Linked DNA regions of Homo sapiens: region 1 is linked to region 2. Evidence: read pairs that join two places in POLR2A ChIA-PET (ENCODE). Cell type or tissue: GM12878. All regions are shown on one strand. Links, peaks and the distances in the headings refer to the core of each region. The heading gives the core; the rest is flanking DNA. Region 1 overlaps LOC124900690 (a long non-coding RNA gene). Region 2 overlaps RBPJ (recombination signal binding protein for immunoglobulin kappa J region).

Evidence for each region. Peaks named below come from ENCODE experiments on the same cell type or tissue, not always from the same donor. Only the 100,000 strongest peaks of a DNase experiment are listed, where the experiment ranks them.
Region 1: POLR2A ChIA-PET joins it to region 2 with 7 read pairs; 3 of 35 experiments call an interaction of 5 or more read pairs at or near these places.

The regions. Positions count from the first base shown.
Region 1 is chr4:26,255,699-26,260,096 of GRCh38, reverse strand. All of the region lies in intron 1 of LOC124900690 (a long non-coding RNA gene), which reads left to right. It also overlaps a transcript of RBPJ not described here. Among named protein-coding and RNA genes, the nearest start is that of RBPJ, 63 kb to the left of the region's middle. In GM12878, for the core only: no CTCF peak of the experiment used is centred there; a DNase peak (open chromatin) is centred at 2,006.
Region 2 is chr4:26,341,297-26,345,694 of GRCh38, reverse strand. The region is part of intron 1 of RBPJ (recombination signal binding protein for immunoglobulin kappa J region); the gene reads right to left. Among named protein-coding and RNA genes, the nearest start is that of RBPJ, 22 kb to the right of the region's middle. In GM12878, for the core only: no CTCF peak of the experiment used is centred there; no DNase peak of the experiment used is centred there; H3K27ac peaks cover 18 bases.

The DNA of each region.
Region 1 (4,398 bases), core at 89-4,088, 85 kb after region 2:
CTCCAAAATTAACTTGTACTAACTTGCTATAATATGTCTGAACAAGATCTAGTTTGAGGCAGTAAGAAGCATAATATATTAGTTTGAAAAGGGCCCCTATCATGACATGAAATTCTGCTAAGATTGAAGCAAGAATAAAGATCAAACTTATGGTAGAAGAATGGTGAAATCACAGATGCTTCATGAAAAGTTTGTGGGGATAATGCCCCAAGTAAATCAGCAGTTTACAAATGAATAACTCATTTCAAGAAGGAATTAAGATAATACTGAAGATGAAATCTGCAGTGGCAGATCCTCCACATAAATTTTCAAGGAAAAAATTCATCTTGTTTGTGCTCTAACTGAAGAGGACCAATGGTTAACAGCAGAGACAATAGCCAACACCATAGACCTCTCAACTGGTTCAACTTACACAATTCTGACTACAAAATTGAGGTTAAGCAAATTTCCACTGTCTGAGTGGCACAACTGGTGCACCTGGATTGACTATAGACAACAGCAGAGCTTTCAGTGGAATTTTAAAAAGTGGGATTGAGATCCCGCAGCATTTCTTTGAAGAATTGCTGTAGGAGTTGAAACATGGCTTTCCCAGTACAATCCTGAAGACAAAGCACAATCAAAGCAATGGCTACCAAGAGATGGAAGTGGTCCAGTCAAAGTAAAAGCAGACTAATCAAGAGCAAAGGTCATGGTGACAGTTTTTTGGGATACTCAAGCCATTTTTTCTTGTTGACTTTTTGGAGGGCCAAGGAATAATAACATCTGCTTATTATGAGAGTGTTTTGAGAAAGTTAGCCAAAGCTTTAATGAAAAAATGCCCAGGAAAGCTTCATCAGAGAGTCCTTCTCCAATACATCATGCTTCTACACATTCCTGTCATCAAATGAAGGAAATTTTGCAAGAGTTTTGAGGGGAAATCACTAGGCATCCACCTTAAAGTCCTGCTTTGACTCCTTCTGACTTTTTTTTGTTTCCTAATCTTAAAAAAATGTTTAGGCCGGGCATGGTGGCTCACGCCTGTAATCCCAGCACTTTGGGAGTCTGAGGGGGGTGGATCACGAGGTCAGGAGGTTGAGACTATCCTGGCCAACATGGTGAAACCCCATCTCTACTGAAATACAAACAATTAGCCGGGTATGGTGGCACACATCTGTAGTCCCAGCTACTCAGGAGGCTGAGACAGGAGAATCGCTTGAACCCAGGAGGCAGAGGTTGCAGTGAGCCAAGATCGCACCACTGCACTCCAGCCCGGCAACAGAGCAAGACTCTGTCTCAAAATAAATAAATAAATAAATAAATAAATAATAAAAAAATGTTTAAAGGGCACAGATATTTTTCAGTTAATAATCTAAAAAAGACTGCATCGATAGGGTTAAATTCCCGAAACCCTCAGTTCTTTAGGAATGGACTAAACGACTAGTATTACACTTACAAAGGTGTCTTGAATTTGATGAAGCTTATGTTGAAAGGTAAAGTTTTTATTTTGTTTTTATCTTTTAATTGCACTTTTCTATGAACTTTTTGAAGTCCCTTTGTATATGATCCTACCATCATGGCCACAGCTAATGAACCCAGAGGTGTTCCCTGCTTCCCCCAGGGGAATGGGGAGTGGAAAAGGCAGCCATCTGTAAACTTTGAGATGGACTGATGAGAGCTCTGCACAATGTACTAGATGCACCAGTACATCTATTCACGCACCCAAACAGATCCTATTTTATTAATGGAGGTTTGATTGTGAGCCCTACAGAAAATACATAGTGGAAAATACAGAGGTGAAGAAGAGAGATTCAGAACAGAGGCAGGAGAGACAGGTAGGAGAAGAGAATAGAAAAAAGTCAATTGGTAGTGAGCAAGTTGAGAGACAGGAAATAAGCAGAGATGCCAAATCATAACCATGGACCACTGTGGAATGACTACAGCTTCTATTGCCATCTGAAGCAAAATGAATGATGCTCTATGAGGCTTGGCTGTGCAGCCACTGAGACCATTTTCTGTGCTTTCTCACTTCCCCTGGTATTCTTACAACACATTTCCCGACTATCTGACATAATGTGAGCCTGTGTCTGCCTCTTTCTGCAGAAATAATCTAACTCACATAGTAATTTACAGATTATGTTCTCATACCGAGCCACCATGTGCAGAAACACACACTTTCATGGGTCATAGCCATAACCTGGTGAAGTTCAACCACTGCTGATATCATCATCAAATCTTGGTTGCCCAGGTTATTTGGGTTACAGATGGCCCCAGGACCATTTTCTCTTCTTTTTGGTTCCTCTGTCTTTAAATATCTCTATGCCAACTAGTATCAAGAAGGCAGGGGATGCAGGGAGAAGATAACTAAGTTAGCTGCTTATTTCTTTTAACATTTTGGTGATGGAAAAGAAGAGACAAATGAGTAGGTGATGTAGCATAGAGGGGCAGCATATGTCTTGGTTTAAGGGCATGACTCCACTTCTCTTTTTTTGAGACAGAGTTTCACTCTTGTTACCCAGGCTGGAGTGCTATGGCACAGTCTTGGCTCACTGCAAGCTCCACCTCCCAGGTTCAAGTGATTCTCCTGCCTCAGCCTCCCGAATAGCTGGGATTACAGGCATGCACCACCACACCCGGCAAATTTTGTATTTTTAATAGAGATGGGGTTTCTCCATGTTGGTCAGGCTTGTCTCAAACTTCCAACTTCCGGTGATCCACCTGCCCTGGCCTCCCAAAGTGCTGGGATTACAGGCATGAGCCGCCGTGCCCGGCGACTCCACCTGTTTATGACTGTTTCTTCGCCAGTAAAATGGGAATAATAGTACTTTATAGGATAGTTCTGAGGATTCAATAACTTGCTAGATATAATAGGCTTGGAGAAGTGCCTGTAACAAAATAATATGTGATAGCAATCATGATTGTTATTATTACCTACCCCATCAGACTAGTGTGGGTATTAAATAGGTTGATGCAAGTAATACATATAGTATAGTACCTGATACATATACTCAACAAATACTAGCAATTACTACAACAACAACGTAACAATGAATACTATGATTCCTGAAGCAGTGTCTCAGTTAATGGACTGATCGTTTTGTATTCCAGTCTACCACATGACTGGGTTGGCACATATGATTGAAAGCTGCAGGTAATTACAGGGTCTCATAAACGCATAGAGTGATGAGAAAAGCATGGAACCATCAACCAGGAGACCAGAGGTTTAGTTCTAAGCTCCAGCACTAATGTGACCTTCGCCTGGTCATCTGATCTTTCTGAGTTTCGCTTCATTGTTAAATGAAGTTCTCAATGTTCTTCCAGCTCATAAATACGGTGATTGTAAGTCTTCATGTGGTTTTAAACTTTGCAAACTCGATTTGTAAGTGTGCATTTAAAATCAAATTAAAATTTGTCCTTACGTCCTTACAACTGATACTGATTTCAATTCTTCTAGCTATGGAAGAAATTTCCTGTTTTATTTCTTAAGACCATTTTTCACAGGTTCTGAAATAAGGGATGATGTAAGTTCAAGTGTAACATTGCTATCTGATCATTCTTATATTATTTTTAATGTAGATTTCTGGAATATTATAAACTAAATGGCTAAAAGTTAAACATTTACAAGGATAGGCACTTTAGTTAGGTATGGACTAGAAATAGTCATTTAAAAATTGTCTCTGACAGTATGTACAATTTGATATCACTATCTCCTATTATCTCCATGGGCTTTATTATGTGAAGAAACCTTATAAAGTTTTCATCAATCCTGTCAGTTGTATCCTGATTTCTCCAGAAACATCATGCTAGTCAAAAATCTTTTTTTTTTTTTTTCCAGAAGCCAGAGATTCTCCTATTCCATTTCTATTTCCAAAGGCAGGGTGGGGCTGTGGCTTGGCAGAGGAGGGTGTGTTTCGATGGGGTTGGCTAGGCAAGGGAAAATAAACACTATAACATGTGGTTGTGATGACAGTTTAGTGTCTAGAGACCATATATCTTTGAGAGTTCTATGTTTATGCATAAAATATCTCCAACTGGTTTAAAACTATTCATGAATCCAGGAGAGAGCTGCTAAGTGAGAAAGGGAGAGGGGAGAGGAAATGAAAAGGAAGGGAAAAATAATGCTTAAGTATGAACCATGGAAATAGAAAACAAGAAGTACCCTTAAAGATCATCTAGTCCAGCTTATTGGTTATTCATAAGGAATACTTGAGGCCCAAAGGGATTCAGTACTTGCCAGAGGTTTCTCCATTTCTCAAAATCCAAGCCAGGACTAGAACTTAGGTGATTTTCTTTTTTCTTTTCTTTTTTTTTTTTTTTTTGAGACGGAGTCTTGCTCTGTTGCCCAGGCTGGAGTGCAGTGGCACGATCTCGGCTCACTGCAAGCTCTGCCTCCCGGGTTCACGCCATTGTCCTGCCTCAGCC
Region 2 (4,398 bases), core at 295-4,294:
TGAGGCAGAAAGGGGACTTGTGATAAGAAAAGTAAAGTACTAGCTACCAGGCGATTCCTCTCATTGGACAGACTACTCTCCCCAGGGATGTAGGAACTATATAAACTTACAATTTTGGATGCTCTCAAGTTCACTAAGTCATATTAATATTTACATCATATTCTGTTACCAGGTGTGATCTTTCAAAAGTATACTGAGTTGGTGTGATTAGGAAATCATCCAACAGAAACACAAACCTCAGTAGGCGCTTTTGGGGACCAATACGAGGAAAGCCATCTGTTTGCTGGAAATAATATTTCTACTTCCCTAGTGACTACAGCTATCTATGACAACTGGGAAATCCCAAGAGAGGAAAATAAATTTTAACTGCCTCAACACTTTAATTATTCATATAAGCTGTCCAAGAAATTAAAGTTAAATGTTACACAAAGAGATCTCTAGCCCCCTAATATTTTTTGGCTAATTATTCCACTGGTAGTCTACATCTGCTCTGCTATAATTTGGTTATGAATCAGAAGTAACTCACTGGAAAACCTTTATATCTCTTATAAAGTGACTATGAATAATAACTACGATTCACAAAAATGGTTATTTTTAATGTGCACAAAAATCCTCATGAAAACATGTCCCACACAAAAGAACAGCTGTTACTGTCAAAGTTTAAGCTCTTTTGTAGGAAGAACGAGACTAAATTTAACAAAATTTTTTAAATGTTTAAAAATAAAGCAGCAGCTCATTTTAAGCAGCACATTCAACCTGTATTTTTTTAAAATCTTCAATATGAACATCTTATGATCAGGAAACATGTTAAGCATTGCCTTTAAGAAGAATGTGAATCTATTATGATGAGATTCATACATATAAACAGTTCAGAGATTTGCAAATATACACTCTAACACCAGAAATACTGACCATAACCCCACATATACAGTGGGCTTTGAGGTGGGGTGGGGAGCAGGATTCCTCATTTGTTTCCATTGTTGCTATTCCACCCTTCCTTTTTTCTCTTCTGCTTTAAAAGTCATTTCTAGGATTATTTTGAGAAATTTATCTTCTAGGTATATTTTGATTAAAAAATTACCACATCTCCCTTATTATTTGTAGGTCAGCTCCAGGTGATGTCTTTCTGAGTAAAACTACTTTTAATAATTATAGTTAGCAGCCGGGCGCGGTGGCTCACGCCTGTAATCCCAGCACTTTGGGAGGCTGAGGCGGGGGGATCACGAGGTCAGGAGATCCAGACCATCCTGGCCAACATGGTGAAACCCCGTCTCTACTAAAAATACAAAAAAATTAGCCGGGCGTGATGGCAGGCGCCTGTAGTCCCAGCTACTCCGGAGGCTGACGCAGGAGAATGGCGTGAACCCGGGAGGCAGAGCTTGCAGTGAGCCGAAATCACGCCACTGCACTCCAGCCTGGGTGACAGAGCCAGACTCTGTCTCAAAAAAATAAAAAATAAAAAATAATTATAGTTAGCTATATGTCTCAATAACATATTAAAACCATATTCCTAGCTAGGTGTGGTGGTTCACACCTGTAATCCCAGCACTTTGGGAGCTGAGGTTGGCGGATCACTTGATGCCAGGAGTTCAAGATCAGCCTGGCCAACATGGCAAAATGCCATCTCTACTAAAAAGAAGTACAGGCTGGGGGCAGTGGCTCAGGCCTGTAATCCCAGCACTTTGGGAGGCCAAGGCAGGTGGATCACTTGAGGCCAGGAATTCAAGACCAGCCTGGCCAACATGGTGAAACCCTCTCCCTACTAAAAATACAAAAATTAGCCGAGTGTGGTGGCGGGCGCCTGTAATCCCACCTAGCTGGGAGGCTGAGGCAGCAGAATCACTTGAGCCCAGGAGGTGGAGGTTGCAGTGAGCCGAGACCACACTATTGCACTCCAGTCTGGGCAAGAAGAGCAAACCTCCGTCACAAAAAAAAAAAAAAAAAAAAAAAAAAAAGAAGAAAGAAAGAAGTACAAAAAAATTAGCCAGGCATGGTGACACACACCTGTAATCCCAGGTACTCAGGAGGCTGAGGCACAAGAATCGTTTGAACCCAGGAGGTGGCAGTTGCAGTGAGCTGAGATCACACCACTGCACTCCAGCCTAGGCAACAGCGCGAGATTCTATCTCAAAAAAAAAACAATAAACAAACAAACAACCTGTATTTTTCTGAAATAAAAGTGGGTACATACACTATGCCTTAAACTATTCATATGTATAAGCTGGAAATATGTAGCTTCAAATAACCCAATATTTATATCTTTAGGCAGTAACTAGAGGTAAAGCATCATCTATAAATGCTATTACACACAGTAGCTACTGTGAGCAAAAATATTTGATGACAGAAACCACGTCTATAACATATCTTACAATTTATCTGCCCACATATCCAAATAATATGTTTAGAGATTCATTACAACAGTCAAGCAAAAATATTCCAAATTCCTTAAAGTCATAAGAAGTAAAGATTACCAGAACAGAAACTCTCAGTTTGTGCCGTCCTAACTCGCCCTGCTGAAAAAACAGTCACCCTTAGGGATTCACAATAACAAACACAGAATTCATTGCAAGTGTGGCTACAATTTACAAGCAGCCTTTCATTGCTCCATAAAGGCTCATCATTGTAGAAACTCATCAGTTTTTAAGCCACATCCACAGCTGCTGTCTTAGAATAACAACAAAATTTGACAGCAGAGACTTTAAAATGACATTTATACAACAGTTTTACATAAAACAAAAGTACTCCAGTATAATAGAAAGAATGGATGACATGTAGAATACCAAAAAACATGAGAATCTTGAGTCATTGCTAATAGCAATACCTGTCATTTATATAATGCTAGAACCATTTTCCTAAGCTCCCTAGCATGTCAGAGATACCATTACACTGAAGAAAAGTGAAGCAGAGATACTACCCAAATTAATTAGTGGTGAACAGAATGTGTTTCATGACTAGCAACCTGTGTTTTTTGCACAAACCCTTCTTCCAAAATTGTATAGTGAAACAGGGAGACAAAAAAAATTCCACATAAACCTATTCCCTGTTCAACTTTACTCTCCTGCCTCAGATCTATAATCTGCCTGGACTGAGAGGCTTGTCTGGTTAGTGAGCACACTCAATCATGTGTTGTCAGATGACTAAGTTAACCACGCATGGGAGAAAGGAATGAGGAGGGGAAATGCTAGTAGGATCACCACATACTAAATTACACTATCGCTAGCAGATGTTCATACTACAAAGCAGCAATGGAACTGAAATCTGGAGATACAGGTTTGAATTCCATTTCTCCCACCAACTAGCAGGTAAACTTGGTTAAGTTTCTGTAAAACAAGATAATACTACCTCCCTCACCAAACGATGGCAAGGTCTAATGCAACTAGAGACCTCCTGGCTACTAAACACCACATTCCCTTTTTTTTTTTTTTTTTTGATAACCCAGGTGTTCAGCATTTGTACTAATGTATATACTCATCTTTTCTGTCTTCCCTCCTTTTGATACAGAGCAGTGGTTCTCAAAATGAGGTTTCTGGACCAGCAGCAATAGAATCATCCGGGAACTTGCTAGAAACGCAAATTCTTGGAGTTCCACTGCAGACCTTTTGTGTCAGAAACTCTGGAGATGGGGTCCAACCATCTGTGCTTCAGCAAGCCCTCCAGGTGACTCTGATGCCTGCTGAATTTTGCAAGCCACTGTGAGAACTCTGCTTTGGGCAGCCTAGTTTTGCACTATGTCCCATCCCTTCTTGGCTATTCTAGGATGTTGGACTAGCCAGCTACACTTTCTTCTCTCTTGTCTCAATTTTTACCTTTCTACTGAAACATTATTGACAACATACAAACGTGCTGGTATTTCTCCTTTGGACCCCACAATCCCTTCTAGTTCCCTGTTTCTTTGCATCCTTTTACAACAGACCTCTGAAGGGTTCTTTCTGTCTCCAATTTCTCTCCCACTCCATTTAGGTTTTTGTCTCCGTCACTTCAACAAAACTTAACAGTTCCCTCCACGCAGCTAAATGTAGTGGTCAGTTTTGTTTGGTTTTGTTTTCGTTTGGTTTTTTTTTGTTTTGTTTTGTTTTGTTTTGAGATGGAGTCTCACTCTGTCACCCAGGGTGGAGTGCAGTGGTGCAATCTCGGCTCACTGCAACCTCCACCTCCAGGTAACAAGTGATTCTTCTGTCTCAGCCTCTCGTGTAGCTCAGATTACAGGAGCATAGCACCATGCCCAGCTAATTTTTGTATTTTTAGTAGAGACAGGGTTTCACTATGTTGACAGGCTGGTCTCGAACTCCTGACCTCAAGTGATCTGCCTGCCTCAGCCTCCCAAAGTGCTGGGAGTACAGGCATGAGCCACCGCAGCCAGCCAGTGGTCAGCTGTCTTTTACCACATGTTATCTGACT